7 separate regions of the Homo sapiens genome follow, and regions 2, 3, 4, 5, 6 and 7 are each linked to region 1. A link is a contact called in ENCODE Hi-C data. All regions are on one chromosome and are shown on one strand. Each heading gives the region's core, a stretch centred on a gene start or an enhancer-like site at or near the end of the contact. The rest is flanking DNA. Distances are from core to core; before and after follow the strand shown.

Region 1 (3,116 bases), core at 311-2,810:
TCTCTATTGCAATTCCTGTCTTGATAAATTGGCTCTCTCTGGGCAGTGGGCAAGATGAGTCCATTGGGTGATTACATTTCTCTCTTCCTCTTACTAAAGTAGAGAGAGTACTTATCCAGATTTTGAAATGGCATTGATGCAGGGCAGTTTCTTGGCTTTGCTCAGGAAAGAATTCAACAGCAAGCCAGCAGCGGAAGAAAGCAGGTTTATCGAATCAACAGTGTTAAAAGCTCAGTGACTGTTCCTTGCAGACCAAGACTAGCCCACAGGCAGTGTGCCCAGAGTAGCAGCATATGGGCTGTTGGCTGGGTATATTTATACCAACTTTTCATTACATGCAAATTAAGGGGTGAGTTACTCGGAAATCTCTAGAAAAGGGGTTGGTAACTTCCAGGTGTTGCCATGGCATTTATAAACCGTCACGGCGCTGGTGGGAGTGTCTTATACTGATAGGTAGCAAAGGGAACTTACAGGTTGCTTTCCATCACTTGCTGGTTTCAGCAGGTTTCTTATCTGATCTTGGAATCACGCCCTGCTGGTCTCCTGCCTCAGCCTAAATTGAACATTGTTCAGATGTTTACAGCTACTCCTATGTAGTCAACTTCCATTTTTTCTTCTTTACCCTTTCATAATAAACTTGGAAAAATATTTAGTTTCTACCTAGGAGAAAAGTGAATAGTATAGCTTTCTGTATTTTTTGCACTTCATGTCTTAATCCCTCACTTCACCTCCCTCTCCTTACTGAATATTCATAGACACTTTGGCAAATCATAAGACACCTTTACAGATTCCTGATTCTGAGAGCAAGAAGTGATGTGATTCCTTAATCTGAACTGAATGTTTTCAAGATTTTATATAGGATAGAGCCTATTCAATACTATAATACTTTCTTCAGTATCCTGCGAATGAAAGAAAACTAAGCGCAAGAAAAGTGGAGAATTTTGCTGCTTTTGTTTCATGTCCTGCTGGATGATTGCATCTCCTTTTTTGAGCATTTTTAATCACAGATGAATCCATACCCATATTATAAAAGGCTTGTTGCTCTGGGCGGCTCTGGCCACCTCTTTTATTACCTCTGTTTTTAGCTCACACATAGCATTCCTTTGTATTTTCCTTTTTTTTTTTCATATTCGCAACTTCTGTCACGTATAAAAGGGAACAATGGCAAAAGGAAAAAGCAGGCTGAGCTCTACAAGCAATGACTTAGACTCCCCCCGCTAATTCAAAAGGAAAATTGCAGGCTGGCGGGAAGCTCAGCCCTACAGAGGATTCTGGGACGTGTGGTCCAGACTTTTGGGGGCACTTCAGCTCTGGGAAAGCGCGGCTTTGTTATTTGCTCCCCTGGGGAAATAGGAACCTATACCCCAGTGCTCAGTGGGTTCGGTGGTACTTCGACTATTTGAGGACGAGAACACGAAGCCCGCTCCCCTTGGGGATTCTGAGAAATAAGATTCGGCCGTGGGAGTCGAAGCCCGCACTTCCGCCCAGGGGGCGGGGCAGCGGCTTCCGTTCCTCCCGGGGATGCTGGGAAATGTAGTTCCAGAGCTCCCTGCTCTCCCGGGCACTTCCGCGGCAAGAGGTTGAGAGCGCGGCCTTCATTCCTCTCGTGGAAGTGAGTGAGTCCTGGGACCCCGCGACCTGTTTTAACTTTTATGGTTTGGTCGTAGGATCAGCAGGGCTCGCACTTCGGTCAGCAGGAAAAGACGCTGCGGCGAGCAGCGGAGGGCGGAGTTGAATGGCTGGGCAGCTGATTGCCTTACTGTATCCGGAGCTGCTGCGTTCGGGGCGGTTCGGGAGTCCCCTGGTTGGAAGTGGACCTGAATGGGGAGGCGTCTGAGGATCTCCTGGGCTCTCAGCGGCCCGACCCGCCTTCCCCCACCTCCCACAGCTCTGTAGCTTCCTAGCGGTGTAACGTTGGGTGAGAACTTAATCTTTCGGTGCTTAGTTTCTGGTCTTAGTTTCCTCTTCTGCAAAAGGAAATATTAACCTTATATATTTGTTTTGACAATTAGTAATATAGTACAAGTAAAATGTGTATGGAATAGTACAGGAATGTGGCAACATGTCGGCCGTTAATATTAAAACTATCATAATAAAAAATATTCATTTTTCAGCAAGCGCCTGGCTCTTCTTTCTGATTCCTGCAGGAAAGGAGGCTGTTCTTGGACTATGCCTGACCCGTTTTTTAAGAAAGAGTGCATCACTCAACAGGTGGCGTCTGGAGTTATCCTCTGTGGATTTTCCAGGATCTCAGACAAGATCGTGCAATCTCCCAGCCTCCTTTCCTTCCCCTGCCCTGACTTCTGAAAGAATGCTGCGGGAGAGGAGGAAGGAGAGCATCCTGGCTTCTGGCAGCAGAGCCCCACTGTGACAGGACCTAGCATTCACCTTCCTCTTCTGTTCCGAGTGCGAGAAGGTATTTCATTCCTTGCAAATGTTTCTGCTACAGAAGTGTTCCGTTATTGTATAATTGGAGAAAATGTGACATGAATATTAGTCACACTAGTTAAACATTGGGTGCTGAGTATCACTCTGAGGGCTTTATAAAAACTAACACACTGAACCTTCACAAAGGCCTTGTGTTGTGGGTTCTGTTCACCTTACAAAGGTGATGTGGGTATTGTGATATGGGTACTGTTATTACACCAATTATACAGATGAGGAAATGGAGAGAGCCTAATTTACTTTCCTATATCACAGTGCTAGTAAGAACAGTGGGATTTGTGTCCTAGACTTGGGTTCCTTACATCTGAATACCCTTGGTCTCACAGTTTGAAATCCCAATTTAGAATTAGGAAATAAAATAGATAAATGATCCATATAAATAATCATAGGAAACTGGCTGCAGAGGAGCCATTTGAGATCAAGTTGGGGAGGGAGGTTGGAATTTTACTGTAGAAGATTTTGAAAGCAAGGTTGAGTTTAGACTTTAGAAAATTTTGAAAGAATTCTCATTTAATTTTAAGCAATATTAGTAGTTCATATTTTGATCATAGAGATGCACGTTCTCTGTACAGGATGTAGAAAATACAGAAATATAAAATATTACAAATTTCCTTAATACTAGGATATAGATAATTATTAACATTTTAATGCATTTCTGTTTAGCAGTTTTT
Region 2 (3,116 bases), core at 324-2,823, 7.1 Mb after region 1:
AGTAGAGACGGGGTTTCCTCATGTTGGCCAGGATGATCTTGATCTCTTGACCTCGTGATCCGCCCGCCTTGGCCCCCCAAAGTGCTGGGATTACAGGCATGAGCCACTGCATCCAGCCACTATCAGCAATTTAATCACTAGGTATATATTCTAAAGAAATGCAAGCAAATGTGTACCAAAATATGCGCACAAAATGATCATAGTCACACTGCCTGTAGTAGCCAAAAATTACAAGACAAATGTCCATCAAGAGTAGAAGGATAAGGCCGGGCACAGCAGCTCACGCCTGTAATTCTGTCTCAAAAAAAAAAAAAAAAAAAGAAAGAAAGAAAAAAAAAAGAAAAAGAAAAATTAAAACCATCTGACAAATCAGTAAGGGAAAATCAGGTGTGGGAGGTGGGGTTTGAAGACACCACATTTTCTCAAAATGGAAACTCCAGGGATCAGGTCATCTCATAGGCAAGAATTTTCAAGAGAAGGAAAGCAACTATGTCCTGACAAAGAAAAAGGGATTTTTCTTAAACAAGAGGACAGGACAAGCTACCTTGCAGGTGCCTTGTGGATGTTCAACAGCCATTCTTTACTCCTGTTCGGAGGCCTCTATCCAAGCAGGGCAGGGCTGAGGAAGGAGAAAGCAGTCAGGAAACATCAGGTTCTTCTGAGAGGGAGTTGGTTTGACTATGTCAGAAGTTATCTTTGCTCAGCCCCTACTGCCCATCACCTACAGAGGAAGGTCAGAGAAGTCTAGGGCATCCTGCTTAATCCGGGCATCACAGACAACGGTAGGGTCAATGCCGTTCTGGGCAGAACCTGTCCCTGAGCTCACAGGGGTCTCCAATGGCTGAAGTCACAAAGACAAAGACTCCCCATACCTACATTGGCTATACGGACACATAGTCACACAAACTCACTCACACCGCAGGGACATAAACGTCACAGGCACCCCAAACCTAAACACAACACACAATCACACACTCATACACACCACGGGGGTAGACACGGACACAACCACAGAGTCCGTGGGCATCTCTCAAATTCCCAGTGACATACACCTTGGGGTCACAATGACAACAAATTCACACGCACCCTCCATCAACAATATCACCAACGCGCGCGCACACACACACACGGAAGCAGCCACAAACCTCAAAATTAAGGCATACTACACACAGTTCGGCAAATGGTAGTAAACACACACACACACACCCCAAGGGGACATACAGTCACAACCGCGGTCCAGGAACCTCACACTCGCAAACACAGTGCCCAACCCGGTCACAATTAAACTCTACTCACACCCGCACAAACATAAACAAAAAGTCCTCCTCCCCGCCCTCACAGTTCCATACACGGTCGCACAGACACACGCCCCCAGTCACAACCGTACACACTCCTCACAATCGCTCCTTAGCCTGTTCCCCACGCAGCCCACACAGGTCGGGAGTTCCTGTCGCGCCAGGCTCCGAGCCGCCTCACTTACGCCTGTTCGGATAGGGTCAGCTCCGTTCTACTAGAATCCACACAAGTCGACCCTAGCTATCTCACAAAGCCCCAAGGCCGCTTGCCCAAATCCGCGGGAAGATCCCGCCCACTCCTCAAGAGACAATCTAGTTATCGCGGGAGAGTGCCCTGGGCCTAGAGGCTTCTGGGAAGTGTAGTCCAGAAAGCGACAGGTTGCCGAAAGCTACAGCCCAGCCATCCCGATTCCCCTGGCGCGGACTCTGGCACCAACAAAACTATCTCTTTGAGGTGAGCTGCCCATCGGAGCCTTCCGGGAGTCTCACCTGACAAGGAGTCCCTAGACCAAGCTTTAGTCAGGCTCCTCTGAGCCCTTTTTGCTTGGCCAGGCCTCCTCCATAGCCTGCGAACAGCACTTCAGCAAGAATCCAGCTAAGCCAGTTTAGTAACAATCCCCCCACTCTTGATACTTAACTTCCTCTTAGTAATTTAGCATCCTTTAACTCCTTCACCCAGCCCGTTAGCTATAAATCTCCAGCTGCTGTTGTATTGGAAGTTGACTATTGCAATAGTCTTTAACCAAGTCCTTCTTGCCTGTTTAAGTCCTCTGGGGCAAGCTTTCTTTCACCCCGCCCAGCCTCAGAGGGCGGCTCCCGGGCTTCCGCCCCTCCTCGGGAGACATACTGGACCGCAGGGTCTCCTGGGAAACGTAGTCCAAGCCTCGCCGGGGATAGATGGGCCCAACTAAAGTGTGCTGCGTTCTCTGGGTCCTGAGGCGGCAGTCTGGCCGCAGTGACCAGACTAACTGTGCCCCGGAGGCTGCTTGGAATTCCACTTAACGCTGGAAGCACGCAGACGCTCTTGAGGCGGGCAGCTGCGTAGCGTGTGGAGGAGCCGGGAGAGCGCACCCCAATGTGGCACCTGAGCGTCTGGGACCGAACCAGCATGGGGAGTCGGAAGGGGACAAATCCGCGATCCCAGTCATGCATGTGAGACTGGGCAAAGGAAGGCTCGAGTGTGTGTGAGACCGCGGTGGGCCTGCTTGTGCTGGTGGGATGAGGGGTGTCTGGGTAGTTGAGTGAAAGAAACCGCGTGCGGGTCAGATTGGTGTGTGTGTGAGAGAAGTGAGGTCAAGATGTGTGCAGCTTTGGGCGTGGGGAGGTCATATTGAGTGTGTGGAGGTGGGGGGGGCAAGATCGTGTATGGATCTGTGTATGAGTGTGTGTAATCACCTGAATGTGGGTCACTGCGTGGGTAGCTGATACTATGACTGTGGAGGAATCTGAACCTCCAAGTCTCATTTTCTCTTTAAATTGTGATAACAAGGTTGTATCTTCCTGGTGCAGCAGTTTTAAAGGGGGGAAGCTCCATTACTGATATAATAAAATAGCATTTTTTATGTAAACATTTAACATTCAGACATTTCTTCTGAACTAGAGTACAAAATCAGTTATGAGTACTCCAAGTAGTTTAAAAAAGAAACCCGTCATAATAGATGCATATGGGGAAGATAAATAGTGAAAGGGGAACTTCCTTTTCACTATACTCTTGTTAAATTTTTAAAATCAATGTGAGGACTCATTTGAAAACAAATATAAAATTAAAAAACTGACAGAAAGGGGAGCTAGGAGGAAATCAATAATTTTTTAAGCTAGAAA
Region 3 (3,116 bases), core at 220-2,719, 7.0 Mb after region 1:
ACCTAGGGGAGAAAAAGGGATAAGGTGAATTTGCACAATAAAAAAAGATATATGTGCAACTATTATATGTCAATCAAAAATGTTTAAGGCGTAATAGAAAATAAAACATTTTTTATGAGCAATCATGATAAATGCCACTGAACTATACTCACCTATTAAAATAACAGTCAAACAAGATAAACGGATGTAAGCCCAGCAATATGCTCTTTACAAGACACAGATCTGAAACATAAAGACACAAGGGGGTTAGAAAATGAAATTCTTAAGAAATACAATAAAACTTGAAAAGCAATATTATCAGACAAAAGAGAACCCGGACTAAAAGGCATTCACCAGGATAAAGAGGTATGTTTCTTAAGGTGGTAGACTGGAATTTTAGTCCAATTCCTCACACCCTCTAATAGATTATTATTCATACTCTTTGCGAGGTAACTTTGCTCTCCAACTGTGGGCATAATTGATTTTAGGCTTAGCCATGTGACTTGCTCTGGTTGAGGCAATCTCTCTTGCGCTCTGGTGACCCATCAGGAGCAGAGCATGCCCTGGCAACAAATGTCCTTTTGGCCTGAGACCCTGAAAGAACACATGCGGCGCAGATCTTAACTCGTCACGCAGCCTATCCACTCAGCCAAGCCCCACCTAGATCAGCTGAACACAGTCAATGCGCAAGCCTGTGAACAGGAGAGTAAGGACTTGCTGTTGTATGGCATTGAGTTCAGGGGTGGTTTTTAGACATAATTATTATCATGGCAATAGCTAACTAACATACATAAAAGCAGCAAGTCATAAGATAATAATGAACCTGAAAAGTTCGCCAAGGAATAGTGGAAAATTACAAAGGGCCAAGGGCTACTAGGGTAAAAAAGACAGCAAAGAAGACTACAGAGGAGTGGCCAACAAGGAGGGAGGATCAGTAGAAAACAAATAAGTGTTTTTCAAGCCGTTACCAACTGTGCCAAATGCTACAGAAAAGCCAGCTCAAGACAAGAACTACTAGACATATTACAATCACGCACACTTCGCCACGTTCACACTCGCTACAGCCTTAATCATAATCACACACATATCACACATTTCATCATAATCCCGCGCAACCAAATATCACAATCACCCCATCAGATTATTCGTGCCGTCACACTCACACACACAACCACACACCCACACTAACTCCCATCACAGTTTTTTGTCCCATCAACTGCAACCACTCACCATTAGCGTACCCTGAGCACTCCCCACTGCCGCTACTCGGGACACTCTGGGCCTTAGAGGATCCGTGTCCCGTCAACCGCGAGTCCCTTGCTCGCCCCCTGCTGCGGGGACTCGGCAGCGTCACCTGCCGGAAACACCCGAATGTTCATCCCGCGCGCAGTTTCTGAGATGCTGGGTGAAGGCGACCCGCAGATAGGTCTGTGACAGACGCCTAAAGCGCCGAACCATCCCTCCGCGCCAGCGACGTTTCCGAGGACAACACCTCCCAGCAGGCCCCGCGGCCCCACTCAACTTCCGGCCAGAACACATCTGCTTTCCTGTGTGAGGGTGAGGCTTGGGCCGGGTTCCCCGGGAGGCTCATCTCCATTGCGCAGCGCTACGGCGACCCGCAACTCCGAGGCTCGGCTGGATGTTGAGAGTTGAGGGAGCAGCCGTTTCGGGTGGGCCCAGGCGAGGAGCTGACAGGAATCGGCGTGGGTCCCGCTCTGGACTACATTTCCCAGAGGGCCTGGTGGCCTGCCACTTTTCTCGCAGGAATTCGAACGTTTCGTCACTCCTGGCGGGACCCTTAGATCTGGGAGGTGAGATATTTTGGTCCCCAGGAGAACTGGCTCAGGTCTGCAAGTTCCCATCCGGGATGACTGGAAAGGGCTTAGGTGAGGATACCGAAGACCGATGGGGAGCTGGCGCCTTGGGCCCCTGCGGGCGGAGCGGCCTGAAAGGTGGAGGTTGTGTTTGGGAGGCCGAGGCAGGAGGATCACGAGGTCAAGAGATCGAGACCATCCTGGCCAACATGGTGAAACCCCATCTCTACTAAAAATACAAAAATTAGCTAGGCATGGTGGCGCGCGCCTGTAATCCCAGCTACTCGCAGGCTGAGGCAGGAGAATCACTTGAACCCGGGAGGCGGAGGTTGCAGTGAGCCGAGATCGCACCACTGCACTCCAGCCTGGCGACAGGGCAAGACTCTGTCCCCACCCCACCCCACCCCCCCAAAAAAAGAGGGGAGGTTGTGAAATTGTCTGGGAGATAATAACACTGCGGCTTATGTGCGGATATGGGATACCTGTCACTGTGGGGGTTGTGGCTGTGTGTTCCCGTGGTGATGTGTGATTGTGACTCTGCGACAGTGTGGGGTGCCTACGATTGTGCAGCTGTAATTGTGTGTTTCCTATGGTGTGTATGTGATTGTAACTGTGTTGCCGTGTGTGGCTCCTTGTGGGCAGGTGAGACGTGCATGTCGCCTTAAGTGTGACTGTCCCTAAATGTATGTGGCATTCTGTGTATGAGTATGGGGTCCTGTCAACTATGCGATTGTGACTCCAGAACTCTGTCTCTAGGAAACCTCTCTGAGGTCTGGTCAGATTCCAACCCTGGACAGCAGTGAACACAACCTTTCCCCTGAGCCACTGGAATTGGACAGAATGCCCCATTCTCCTCTGATCTCCATTCCTCATGTGTGGTGGGTAATGGGGCTGGGGAAGAACTCTTACTTGACTAATCTGGGTACCAAGAAAAACCTGGTGTCTCACAGTTACTCTTCCCTCTCCCAATTTTACCTTTCTCCAGGTGTCACCCAGAAGAGGAGGAAAGAATGCATGATGAACTTCTACAAGCAGTATCCAAGGTGTGTTGGGGTTTCCTCTTTTTCTTCTGAAAATTCTTGCTTAAAGGAATGTCATTTAATTATAGGTCCCTATAATTTTCCCATCACAGAAAAGGATGGTTGCTCCACTTATGCTTGCTGAATTTTCTTCTCAAATATTTATTCTGATTTAAAAATAAAAGGATGATTAATTTAGAGATCTCAAAAACACAGCATTACCAAGAAAAAATAAAATTTAGCCACTCAGATAACTAGGGTTAATATTTTAATGTATTTTCATTATTTGTCAAAAACCAAATTT
Region 4 (3,116 bases), core at 159-2,658, 6.8 Mb after region 1:
TAGCCCCTTGGTAGAAATTGTGTGTTTACTAACGGACTTCCACAGATGTTTCCTTAGACCGTCCTTTCGGAGAAGAAAGAAAACCTGAGATCAGCAGAGTCTAATTCTCTAAACATATTTTTAAGCCGAGTCCCAGAGACAGACATAACTGGCCTGAAGGCATCCAGCATGCCCACATCAGAGTGTAGGTTCAATTCCCTGAAAACAAGTTTCCCACCTGCTGGAACTGAACACATTGGGTAGTAATTTCCCACCACTGTTCAGGTAGAACTTCCTGTCAGAAGCTGAGCTGTGAATCATGTTTAGGAGTTCACCAAGTGAAAGGAATTGTATCTTTACAACTCCTCATCCACACCCTCCAAAAAGGGGAGTAAGGAGGTTTCAGAATTTCCACAGAGGAGAAGCTAAGGGTCAGAGACTGCACTTAAAGCTTCATTGACATGGTAAGGCGATTGTTATTAATTATATTTTAACTTCAAGGTAAATAAAAACAGTCTTCTTTAGGTGCTTTTAGTAACACGTTGGCCATACTAAAGACTATTAGTGTTGTTATTATTGCTGCCTACTATAGTTGCACTTGAGGTATTTAGTGTGGAGGGTAATGGGTGATTCAAATCTCTATTCACCTTCCCACCCGACCCAGCCCTTCAGAAGGGGACGCCCGGACTTCTCCTCCCTCCTCTGGTGGTATCTCCCAGGAGAGGATTGTATTAATACTATTGGACTTCTACCCTATTTCCCAAGGCGGTTTCTCCCATTAAAAGTTGTACCACTCTTCCTGCAGCCTACTACTCATTCAGATGTCTCTCAGACTTTCAGGGTGGTTTCACTCAAGAGATGACTCCCCTAGTGACCTTTCCACCTTTTCCCTGAATGGCGTCTGTAAAAAATGGACTGTACTATCCTGATTCCTCCTATCATCTGCCTGTGGTTTCTCCCAGGATCCCCTTCACTTGGTGATTTTTCCCTGGCTCCTCTATTCCCTGGTAATTATTATCCTCAGTGTCCTGTATTCAGAAAGGTAACTTAGCTTTTCTAAATATAACATACAGCACCAGACCCACATTTCCAGTAACTTTCTCCTCCGAAATAGAAGCCTAGTCAGACAAGGGTCACACTCCAGCATCCTATGTAACTATACCTGCCTCGCTCTAGGAAACCCTGCCAGCGGCCAATTCCTCTGCTCTACGGAATGGATATGCTTTCAAAATGGCGGCCCACGCGAATAAACACCATAAGGGCGCGGCCATGTTCTCTGCCGGACAGCGCCACATTACGGAACCTGTGCGCTGTGTCTGCGCCCTGTTGACTGTTCGAGGAAACTGGCTTCCAAGTTTATTCAGAGCATGCGCCATATCAACAGCCTACAAAGGGGAGGTGCTAGAAGTCGGACCGGAAGTGGAAGTGGTCTTCCAAGGCTTTTTTGCCGCTGGTGTCAGGAGTATTTTCATATTCCAATACCGATAAATCTTTGAGGTGATTTTGGTTGATCACGATTGGGGTTTCTGTGGAGCCAGTAATAGGGGGTGTCGAGGTTGCCTGTGGAGTTAGTGATTGCGGTTTCAGGCTTCGGTGATGGGGTTCTGTGGCGTCCGTTGTTGATTGTGACGGATTTCTCAGGTCATTGATGGAGCTCTTTGGGATGAGTGATTGAGGTTTGGGGGTCAGTGATGGGAGTCTGTGGTCAGTGACAGAGCCTGTAGGGTCAGTTATGGTGATCGGTGAGGACTGTAATCAGCTTGCTTTCTAACCTGAGTTGAAAGTTCAGCTTTTTAATTTTCAGTCTTCTTTAATATAAAAATTCTCAAGTTTTGGTGAATCTTTGTATTAAAAATTGTTCAAATCTAAGTGGTTTTTTCTTTGATCCATGAGTTATTTAGAAGTTCCTTTTTAAAGTAATGTCTGTTTAATGGTCAAATTGAAAAATTGCTTTATGACCTAGTTCGTGGTCAGTTTTCATGAATGTCACATCTATTACATAGAAACAGTGTACTATGTTCTCTAATTGTATTGTTATAGATATTAATTAAGCATATATTCAAAAAATATATCTGTCTCCTCACAGATTATTTTGTCTGCTTAATTACAGAGGAAGGTAAAGTACTCAACTCTGGAAAGGTTATTTGTCCATTTGTCCTTCTTTTTCTGCTTTATATATGTGAAATTATTAGGAATAACTATGTGCACTTTTTTTTTTTTTGAGATGGAGTCTCGCTCTGTCACCCAAGTTGGAGTGCAGTGGCGCGATCTCAGCTCACTGCAACCTCTGCCTAGTGGGTTCAACGGATTCTCCTGCCTCAGCCTCCAGAGTAGCTGGGATTAGAGGCACCCGCCACCACGCCCAGCTAATTTTTTGTATTTTTTAGTAGAGACGGGGATTCACCATGTTGGCCAGGCTGGTCTCAAACTCCTGACCTCAGGTGATCTACCTGCCTCCGCCTCCCAGAGTGCTGGGATTACAGGCGTGAGCCACTGCGCCCGGCATATGTGCATTTTTAATACTTTATAGATATGACTAAGTAGCTCAAAATATAACAATTCAAGCTTATACCAACAATTTATAAAATAACTCATTTTCCCAGATGCTTTTCCAGCAGTGGATATTGTTGCATTTTAAAAGTTTTTAAAATTTTGAGGGAAAATTATATCTAATTGCTCCAATGCATTTTCCAGTTACTAAAGTTGGCATCTTATTTGGTTAATTGCCATTTGTTTCCTTTTCTGTGAATTTTCATATCTTTTGTCCTACTTTTTTTTGTGGTATATTTTAACATAAAGTTAGGAAATATCATCTAATCAAAAGTATCTGATTTTTCTGTTACAGAGTCTGTGTTTCCTCTCACGTGTAATAAGATCCCTCCCAGCCCACCACAGTGTTATACACATGTATACTTCTAAAATTTATTTTAATAGTCTTTGTGATTTAACAAATACACATAATTAAGTGATCAGTCCTGCTGGCATTTGCCTACTGAATAGTGTGTGATGGAGATCTAGTTTGTTTTTTTCCAGGTGGCCAGCCAGTTATATCACTGCATTATATCACTGCCATTTATGCAATGAATGTCTTATGCACACTCATTTGAATACCACTTTTATCACATATATAGATCAAT
Region 5 (3,116 bases), core at 1-2,500, 6.7 Mb after region 1:
GACCAACACGGAGAAACCCCGTCTCTACTGAAAATACAAAATTAGCAGGGCGTGGTGACACACGCCTGTAATCCCAGCTACTAGGAAGGCTGAGGCAGGAGAATTGCTTGAACCGGGGAGGCGGAGGTTGCGGTGAGCCGAGATTGCGCCATTGCACTCCAGCCTGGGCAACAACAGCGAAACTCCGCCTTAAAACAAAACAAAACAAAAACAGAGAAGTGTAGGCTGTCATGAGCATTCTTGGTATCAGAGGGGTGAGGTCTCTCCTCTCGAGAATCTGTCCTGACCTCACAGGGAGAGCTGGAGTCACAAAGACAGTCACAAGCACCCCCTACCCAATGCTGCAGTCACCCAGCCACCATGGGGACCCACATAGACCTCCACAGGCACGCCTCACCCAAACAATAACACTATATATGGTCACACAATCATTGTCCCACATCTACCTTGAGGATAAGTTACACTAGCATATTTACAGACCCCTCAAACATAGCACCATTCAGAACCAGAGTGCTACAGATAGTCACAATACCACACGCACTACTGAGCCACACAAAGTTACAGTTCCCCCCTCCCCAGGACCCCTATTGAGCACTACACACAATCACACATTCAAAATAACACAATGACCACTAGGACACACATATCACCCCGGCACGATTACACGCACTTTCCAACCGCAGACACAGTGCTACATAAAGTTACATGGTCACACTCTCACATTCTCACGTTACTGGGTTATTTCTGGGTAGTAGATTTACTCAGTAAGGCATCCAGTACACTTAAGTGCTGCTAACAGTCATACAAACACAATTACACACACCCCTCAGACTAACACACAGTCACAGCCTCATCAGATTCTCTCCACACAAACACCCTCCACAAATGTCACGCAAAGTTACACAGCCACACACAATCACAGTCCCAACACGGGACACAGTCATACCTACACATACAGCCTTACATTGTTACAATTACACAACTACAACGAGGATATACAATCACACCCGCGCACACAGAGAGGCACAGTCACATAAGGTCACACTCACACACGGAAGCCCACGCCTCGCGCCCGCCTCCCCACCACCCCCTCTATCAGCCCGACCAACTCATACATGCCCGACACACTCATACATGCCCAACACTCCAGACCAGCCTGGTCAGTCCCTTCAAACTCCCATGCACGTACCTGCGGGCCCCAGCCGAGCCTGCAAGACCCAGGCCGCTCACCGCGCACTTCCCCTACCCTTGAGGCGGAGGGTCCAGCAGGCAAATGAAGGGGCTGCCCTGGACTCGCGGGGGCCTCTGGGAAATACAGTCCGGAGTAGGACCGCGCCGAGAAGATGGCGCCTGTTTTTTCGGGTTCTTGCAGCTGCACAGCTCGGGGACATCCCTGCTCCGCACTCCGAACCGCTACCCCGCGTCTCCGTGATCCAGACACAGGCTCAGAGTGAAACTGCCGTAGGACGCTGGCCCTGCACGCTGAAGACAATCTTCCTCCATGGTACCGGCCAACCCCAGGGAGTTCCCTGAGAAACAGGAAAAGGTCGCCAGCTTCGGGCCAGATGTTGACTAGAGCCGCAAGGATTTTTGGGAACTGTAGTCTAGAGCAGGAAGGGGTGAGGCGCTGGGGCAAGTGGAAGGAGGTCGCTTAAATGACTTCCTGCCCCAAGCCGACTCAGTGCAGAACGCACCCAGGACCCCGGACTGTACTAGGCGTTATAACGCTCTCTGAGAATGCTAGACTGACTAAATCGTCATTTTTGCCTTCATCCGTGGATAAGCCACATACTGTATGACTGCATTTATAGGAAATATTTAAAATAGTCAAATCTACGGAAAAGGAGTAAGTTAGAGTTTTTTAGGACTAGCAGGATTAGGGGGAACTGTGAGTGATTGGTAATAGCTAAAGGGTTCATTTTTGGGGTAATGCAAAGCTTCTTGAATTAGATAATGATGTTTGCACAACTCTGAATACACTAAAAGTGACTGAATGGTACACCATAAACGAGCTAATGTTATAGTTTGTAAATTATATTTGTGTGCATGTTTTTTAAAAATCAACTTTACTGAAGAATAATTTAGATACAATAAAATGCACTCATTTTAAGTGAACTGTTCGGTAAGCTTCAACGCATGTCTAAACCCTTGTCACCACCATCGTAATCAGGATATAGAATATTTTTTAAAATTAAAAAATTTTTAAGCATTTTAGTTAAATTTTTGTGGGTACATAGTAGTTGTATATGGGGTACATGAGATGTTTTGATACAGGCATGCAATGCGTAAGAATCATATCATGTAAAATAGGGTGTCTATCCCCTCAAGCATTTATCCTTAGTGTTACTGGATATAGAATTTTTTTTTTTTTTTTTTTGAGTTGGAGTCTAGCTGTCACCCAGGCTGGACTGCAGTGGCGAGATCTCGGCTCACTGCAAGTTCCGCCTCCCGGGTTCAAGCGATTCTCCTGCCTCAGCCTTCCGAGTAGCTGGTATTACAGGTGCCCGCCACCATGCCTGGCTAATTTTTGTATTTTTAGTAGAGACAGGGTTCGAGCTCACAGGCTGGTCTCGAACTCCCGACCTCGAACTTCTGACTTCGTGATCCGCTCGCCTCGGCCTCCCAAAGTGCTGAGATTACAAGCGTGAGCCACCGCGCCCGGCGGATATAGAATATTTTTATTCACCGCCCTCTGCCCCCCACATTGTTAAGTCAATCCCCACCTCCCAAACCCCACATCAGGCATCTATTGACTATTCTAAGGAATGAGCAGTAGTATCAAATTATGTTTTTAATTTGCATTTCCTGATGTCAATGAACTTAGCATACTTTCATATACTTATTTGCCATTCTTTTATCTTCTTTTGTGACATCTATTGAAAATATTCGGCTGGGCGCAGTGGCTCACGCCTGTAATCCTAGCACTTTGGGAGGCTGAGGCGGGCAGATCACCTGAGGTTGGGAGTTCGAGACCACCCTGACCAACGTGGAGAAACACCGTCTCTACTAAAAATACGAAATTGGCCAGGCGTGGCGGTGCATGCCTGTAATCCCTGCAGGAGAATCACTTGAACCCGGGAGGCAGAGGTTGCTGTGAGCTGAGATCACACTGTTGC
Region 6 (3,116 bases), core at 419-2,918, 6.6 Mb after region 1:
GCACAGTGGCTCACACCAGTAATCCCAGCACTTTGGGAGGTCAAGGTGGGCAAATCACTTGAGACTAGGAATTCAAGACCAGCCTGGGCAACATGGCAAAACCCCATCTCCTCAAAAAGTACAAGAATTAGTTGGGCGTGGTGGCATGTGTCTGTAGTCCCAGCTACTTGGGAGGCTGAGGTGGGAGGCTTGATTGAACCCAGGAGGTAGAGGGTGCTGTGAGCCGAGATTGCACCACTGCACTCTAGCCTACAGGACAGAGCAAGACTCTGTCTCAAAAAAAAAAAAAAAAAAAAAAAGAAAAGAAAAGAAAAGAAAAGAAAGGGACAACTGTGGTTGACCTAGAATTCAGTATACATCACCCCCTAATTTCACCCCCTAATTCTGGACTACTTTGCACTAGGCAACTCAGTCCCTAGCAGTTATTTCCTTAGTGTAGTGCAGCTTGAAATTGTCCATAAAAACTGCAGCAGGGCGCAGCGCCTCACGCCTGTAATCCCAGCACTGTGGGAGGCTCTGGTGGGCGGATCATGAGGTCAGGAGTTGGAGACCAGCCTGGCCAAACATGGTGAAACCTCGTCTCTACTAAAAATACAAAAACTAGCTGGGCGTGGTGGTGCGCGCCTGTAATCCCAGCTACTTGGGAGGCTGAGGCAGGAGAATCACTTGAACCTGGGAGGCGGAGGTTGCAGTGAGCCGAGATCGCATCATTGCACTCCAGCCTGGGCAATAGAGTGAGACTCCATCTCAAGAGAAAAAAAAAAAAAAAAGCGAGACCTCTAGAGCTAAACTGCTTGGGTTTGAGTTCTGGTGCTGTCACTTGTTAACTGTGTGAACTTGGGTAATTCTAATATTTCTGTGCTTCATACATCAATCCCACAATCTCATATATACACACAAATTCTCACCCAATCACAAATGTATAGAGTCACACAAACACACCCATAATCTCACACAATACACAGCCACATAAGCACAAAGATAGATGGTAACATACAACTACACCAACAGAGATAAACAATCACACACAATCACACACAAAGTAGCATACCACAGAAGTCACACATCTTGTCACAATTACTGATACAAAACTATACCTGCGGAGACAGATGGTCATAGTCGCACAATCACACTTGCTGTCACACACATTCAAACGCAATTGTATCCGCAGAAACAGGTGGTCACATAACCACACACATGCATTTACACAAACACACAATGTCACACCCCAGTCTCTCATAAACACATACACAGCTACACCTGCAGAGACAGTCACACACAAACACACATATTCACAGTTTCACCCCCAGACACAGATGGTTACAGTCACACACAAGCGGGCGCACGCGCACAAACACACACACACAGTGACACAAGATCACATTCTGTCACACCCGCAGCCTGTCACATAGTTGGTAATACAGTGAAACACACACGGCCTCCCCAGCGACTCCTGCCGGGTTCCCATCCCTGGCGCGGCCGGGCCACCCGGAGCCCGCCCTTGACTTCCCGCTCCCGCCCGGGGCCCGGCCCCACTCACCTCCCGGCGCCGCGGGCTCTGCAAACGGGCCCCGCGACCGAGACCCGCGACGTCACCTCCCAGAATCCTCCGCGAGGAGGAGCGAGGCGAGGACTGAGGCATGCAGGACTCTGAGCTCTGCGAGATCTGAACCAGCGACACCGCGTTCCCCATGGACCCCGCGAACCACGAGCCCCAGAACGCTTTGCGCCACGGCCGTCATCGTTGAACTACATCTCCCAGAGAACCCCGCGGCCCCCTCCACTGCGCGCCTGCGCCACGGGGGCAGGTACCGGAGAGGGCTGTGTGCGGTCGTAGGCTCTCCAGTGACCTTGAGCTGCTGTGTTGGGGAAAGCGGCCAGGCTGCGCGCGGGGCTGACTGGTTGAATGCTTGGGTGTGGTGGTTCGTGTGTGACTGTTGCTGCACACCTTTATGCTTGCCGACGAAAGGAGCGGCGGATTTTGTCAGTGCAGGGAGCTTCTGTATTTTAAATCACGTCCCGTGATTGTGGGTAGCTGAATGTGAAAGTGATTGTGGATGAAAGAGACTGTGGCTGACATTGGGGGTGACCGTTTCTGTTACTGTGAGGATACCACTGATCCGATGTGTATCTGACTGTCTCCTGGTCTTACTGTTCCTTCACCCCCATCTCCTGCCATGGGCGGGGTCTGTGGTATCTTTTATTGAGGCAATCTCGGCGCTCACTGCAACCTCCGCCTCCCGGGTTCAAGCGATTCTCTTGCCTCAGCCTCCTGAGGAGCTGGGATTACAGGCACCTGCCACCACGCCCAGCTAATTTTTGTATTTTTAGTAGGGATGGGGTTTCACCATGTTGGCCAGGATGGTCTTCATCTCCTGAACTTGTGATCCACCTGCCTCGGCCTCCCCAAGTGCTGGGGTTACAGGCATGAGCCATCGCACCCGGCCTATTTTATTATTATTATTATTTCTCAATTGGTCAAAATAATATATTTAACATTTTAATATTATTAAACATACAAAAGGCCACACTTTGGCCCTCCTCTAGTCAAGCAGTTTCCTTCCTGGTGAAAGTCCATAGGCAGAAACATGCCTGCAAAGATCTCACAACCTTCTTTCAGACCATGCTCTGGGTATCCAAATCCCCAGGATTTCCTGTTCAAATGGACTCCAGCCTGCTTCCAGAGCCTGTATCTCCTCTGTGTCCAAAGACCCTTCCCTTGATCTGTCTTCCAAAGGTGGAATGTGCTGCCTATCCACAAAATGTGGCCAAATGAGAGCAATTTGGTAAGGCTAGACAGAGCTTAGATATGCAAGCTGGAGTGTCCACATGTGGGAATAGAAGACCTCTTACGATGTGGGACAAGGATGGCAGTGGGAACAGAAGGGGACTGGCTGGGGACCTCCATCTGTACTGTTGACCCAGGTCTCTACATGTCAATGACAGGCTCATTTATGTATAAACTATTTTGGAGACCAATGGTCTTATGATGATGGTGGTTTGAATTAGGGTCATCACTGGAAGAGGCAATGAGAAATTGTCAGATTGGGATACAGTTTGAGTGTAGAACTAACAGAAGTTGCTGATGCTTGGTTGTGAATATAGGGAAAGAGAGA
Region 7 (3,116 bases), core at 307-2,806, 6.5 Mb after region 1:
CCTGGCCAACATGGTGAAACCCCGTCTCTACTAAAAATACAAAAATTAGCTGGGCGTGATGGCGCACACCTATCGTCCCAGCTACTCGGGAGGCTGAGGCAGGAGAATCGTTTGAACCCAGGAGGTGGATGTTGCCGTGAGCCATATTGCGCCACTGCACTCCAGCCTGGCAACAGAGTGAGACTCTGTCTCAAAAAAAAAAAAAAAAAAAAAAAAGAATAAATAAGAATGTACTCACCACATTACAAGGAAGCTAGTGTTGCTGGAACTGAGTGACTGAGTTAAAGACAGGATGAGAAAAATTAGATGAAGTCAGAGGGACAGTCAGGGACCAGATTATGCAGGGCCCTGCAGGTCAAGACAAGGACTTACGCGTTTATCTTGAATAAGATGGGAATCCAATGGAGAGTGTTGATAAGGGACATGACTGGTTACCCAGAAACGTTTCAGCAGAAGGAAAATTAGTACCTGCTTGTTTTGAAAAGCAGACAGGTATTCAGGAAATCGAGAAAACACCAACACACCTGGTACATGGCTTTAAGAAGCCCAACAGCCATTCTTTCTTCCTCCTGGCTCTTCTCTTGGGAAATAGCAGTGGCCTCAGATGACTGAGATGGGGAAAAGAACATGAGAAACTAGACTTTTCTTGCAGCATCCAGAATCACCAGTCTAGACTTTTTAGGATTCTCTTTCCTCCTCTTGCAACCTTCCCTCCAATAGAGAGAGCATAATGGAGACCTAGGAATTTGTTTGCATACAATTTAACTGATGCCTAAATCATTTCCCAATTCCTTAGGTTAACAACAGATGTTCTAGGCTTTACAAATACAGACTCAGAGGAATGTAAGTTTTCACATAAAGACACAGAACTAACAAATAAGAGCACCAAGATCAAATAAAAGAGGACCTGACCCCACAATCCTCCTCTCCAATAAATCAGTGATTCTGAAACTTGGTGGCACATTGATATGACTTGGGCTGGCTTTAAAAGCCTCTCCGTGGCACACAGTCTCTCACTCAATCCCCCACATAATCAGAGTCTGAAAAACTACAGTGCCAACCACCGTCTTACCCACGCCACAGTCAGAGGCCATGGGTATGGACTGCCTCACACGGGCACCCTTTCCCATACCGGCAAGGCTCAGCCACCAGGGTATCTATCACAAGCGACAATCTCACAACCCAGTCACAAAGAAGCCGCGGGTATCGGCCCAACAAGGTGCAGCGAACAGTCGCCCGCTCCCGCCTCAACTCACAGCCTCACATTCCACGGTGCCATTGACTTCCTCGCACCCAGTCACACAGGACGTGGACAGGCACACGGGGTGACAGCCTCGCACTGAACGGTACCAACCTCCACTCGCACCGGAGTCACACAGATGGCCTGCGACGAGCTTCCGGAGACCCACACGCCACTCCTCAGCCCACTCCCGACCTGCAGAACAGAACTGGTGGAAGATCTCCTTCCTGCCCCGAAGGCTCGGGGAATCTGCACTCGGGTCTCACCGCTACCCTTAGTTGGATGGAACCCAGCCCTTACGGGCCCGGAAAGAAGCGCCTCAGCTGCCTCCGCCCCCGGAGGACACAAAGGGGCCGCCGGCCCAACTCCCGCGGGGTCCGCTGGGAAACGTAGTCCGGAGTAGAAAAGGTCGCGGCGTCGCAGTGTCTGGCAGCAGCGGTGCAGCTCCGCGCAGGGTTTGTAACACGGCCTCCTCCCCACCAGGTCCTCCCACACTGGCCTCTCCCCGGCCTTCCAGAGAGCCCGAAAGTCCGGATTCCCTGCAGCTCCGAGCCTGGCCCGGTCACAGGGACGGGGCCCAGCGTCACACTACACGGGCTGGTGTGGAAGTGCGCAGGCACAAGCGCTCTGCGCGCCTCCCTTAGCAACCAGGGCGGGGAGTTGAGAATCGCAGGTTGGCCGCAGGGAAAAGGTTTGTGCGTGGGAACGCGCTAGTGGCGCGTCTACTCAAAATGGGTGGGAGGCGAATTCCTAGAATTGTGCTGGATACCCGAAAAAAATTGGGAGGGGAGCGGGGTGGGGGGGATGCAGGGTGGTAAACTGCGCAAGCGCACTACACTCCTGGCAGTCTCCCACCCGCTACCCTCAGCCTGGCACGGTGGCTCACGCCTGTAATCCCAGCACTTTGGAAGGCCAAGGTGGGCAGATCACGAGGTCAGGAGTTCGAGACCAGCCTGACCAACATGGTGAAACCCCGTCTCTACTAAAAATACAAAAAAATTAGCCGGGCGTGGTGGCACGCGCCTTAAGTCCCAGCTACTCAGGAGGCTGAGGCAGAAAAATTGCCTGAACCTGGGAGGCGAAAGGAGGCGGAGGTTGCAGTGAGCCGAGATCGCGCCACTGCACTCCAGCCTGAGCGACAGAGCAAGACTCCGTCTTAAAAAACAAACAAACAAAAACCTCGTGACCTCAAATGATCCGTGCGCTTTGCCCACCCAAAGTGCTGGGATCACAGGCGTGAGCCACCGCGTCCGGCCTATTATCTCTTTATTAAAGGTATTAAGACCGGCCCCGTGCGGCTCATGCCTGTAATCCTAGCACTTTTTGAGGCCCAGGCGGGAGGATCGCTTGAGCTCAGGAGTTCGAGAGCAGCCTGGGCAACATAGCGAGACCTTATCTCTACTAACAAACAAACAAAAATCAGCCGGGCGGAGTGTCCCTTGATTGTGGTCCCAGTTACTCGGAAGGCCGAGGCAGAGAATCGCTTGAGCCCGGGAGTTCGAGGCTGCAGTGAGCCAACATCGCGCCGCTGCACTCTCCAGCCTGGGCAACAAAGTGAGGCTCTGCCTCAAAAAAAACAAAACAAACAAAAAAAAAAAAACACGAAAGGCATAGAGAAGTTAAGTACCTAGTCTGAGATGACACAGCTAGTAAGGCCAAGTCTGTTTAGAAGTCAGGCGGTCTGGCCACACTACTTTTCGCTCACGATCCCGGGTCATGAAATCCAATAACACTGTCACACTCACAATCGAGAAGTCCAGAAAGAACAAATACATGCACATTGTCTCTGACAAAACTGCAAGGTCAGAATCAAACAGCCACGAGAATATAAAACGCGACCATGGTCACACAAAAGGTCGCATATTCGCACGACCTC

Evidence for each region. Hi-C counts contacts between places; a loop is a spot of excess contacts on that map. Pooled maps may share reads with other maps.
Region 2: a loop to region 1 is called in a pooled map, with 27 times the contacts of the local background. The contact joins the promoter of ZNF345 here to the promoter of ZNF45 in region 1. A Hi-C loop is called at or near these places in 7 of 50 pooled maps.
Region 3: a pooled map shows a loop between it and region 1 (7-fold over the local background). The contact joins the promoter of ZNF568 here to the promoter of ZNF45 in region 1. A Hi-C loop is called at or near these places in 5 of 50 pooled maps.
Region 4: a loop to region 1 is called in a pooled map, with 11 times the contacts of the local background. The contact joins the promoter of ZNF585A here to the promoter of ZNF45 in region 1. A Hi-C loop is called at or near these places in 5 of 50 pooled maps.
Region 5: a pooled map shows a loop between it and region 1 (10-fold over the local background). The contact joins the promoter of ZNF383 here to the promoter of ZNF45 in region 1. A Hi-C loop is called at or near these places in 4 of 50 pooled maps.
Region 6: a pooled map shows a loop between it and region 1 (10-fold over the local background). The contact joins the promoter of ZNF527 here to the promoter of ZNF45 in region 1. A Hi-C loop is called at or near these places in 5 of 50 pooled maps.
Region 7: a loop to region 1 is called in a map of gastrocnemius medialis, with 20 times the contacts of the local background. The contact joins the promoter of ZNF570 here to the promoter of ZNF45 in region 1. A Hi-C loop is called at or near these places in 1 of 168 maps with a recorded cell type or tissue (gastrocnemius medialis) and 13 of 50 pooled maps.

Annotation. Positions count from the first base shown.
Region 1 is chr19:43,933,726-43,936,841 of GRCh38, reverse strand. ZNF45 (zinc finger protein 45) reads left to right here and starts at 1,560. Exons shown (of 10, transcript NM_003425.4): 1 at 1,560-1,918; 2 at 2,148-2,416. It overlaps ZNF45-AS1 (ZNF45 antisense RNA 1), which reads right to left. Exons shown (of 3, transcript NR_184050.1): 3 at 1,028-3,116.
Region 2 is chr19:36,849,333-36,852,448 of GRCh38, reverse strand. ZNF345 (zinc finger protein 345) reads right to left here and starts at 1,573. Exons shown (of 3, transcript NM_001242472.2): 1 at 1,481-1,573; 2 at 545-619. It also overlaps a transcript of ZNF790 not described here. RefSeq lists an enhancer at 1,811-2,050.
Region 3 is chr19:36,914,685-36,917,800 of GRCh38, reverse strand. It overlaps ZNF568 (zinc finger protein 568), which reads right to left and starts at 1,469. Exons shown (of 7, transcript NM_198539.4): 1 at 1,210-1,469; 2 at 153-222. ZNF829 (zinc finger protein 829) reads left to right here and starts at 1,510. Exons shown (of 6, transcript NM_001037232.4): 1 at 1,510-1,790; 2 at 2,550-2,671; 3 at 2,779-2,836. The coding sequence starts at 2,634. RefSeq lists enhancers at 1,385-1,764, 1,825-1,874.
Region 4 is chr19:37,170,987-37,174,102 of GRCh38, reverse strand. It overlaps ZNF585A (zinc finger protein 585A), which reads left to right and starts at 1,408. Exons shown (of 5, transcript NM_001288800.2): 1 at 1,408-1,476. RefSeq lists enhancers at 1,182-1,476, 1,318-1,507.
Region 5 is chr19:37,216,348-37,219,463 of GRCh38, reverse strand. It overlaps ZNF383 (zinc finger protein 383), which reads right to left and starts at 1,250. Exons shown (of 6, transcript NM_001387601.1): 1 at 1,190-1,250. RefSeq lists an enhancer at 1,135-1,624.
Region 6 is chr19:37,369,651-37,372,766 of GRCh38, reverse strand. It overlaps ZNF527 (zinc finger protein 527), which reads right to left and starts at 1,668. Exons shown (of 5, transcript NM_032453.2): 1 at 1,541-1,668. RefSeq lists a silencer at 1,269-1,578 and enhancers at 1,609-1,918, 2,089-2,138, 2,159-2,298.
Region 7 is chr19:37,467,796-37,470,911 of GRCh38, reverse strand. ZNF570 (zinc finger protein 570) reads right to left here and starts at 1,556. Exons shown (of 5, transcript NM_144694.5): 1 at 1,355-1,556; 2 at 525-608. The coding sequence starts at 557. It also overlaps a transcript of ZNF569 not described here. RefSeq lists an enhancer at 1,382-1,881.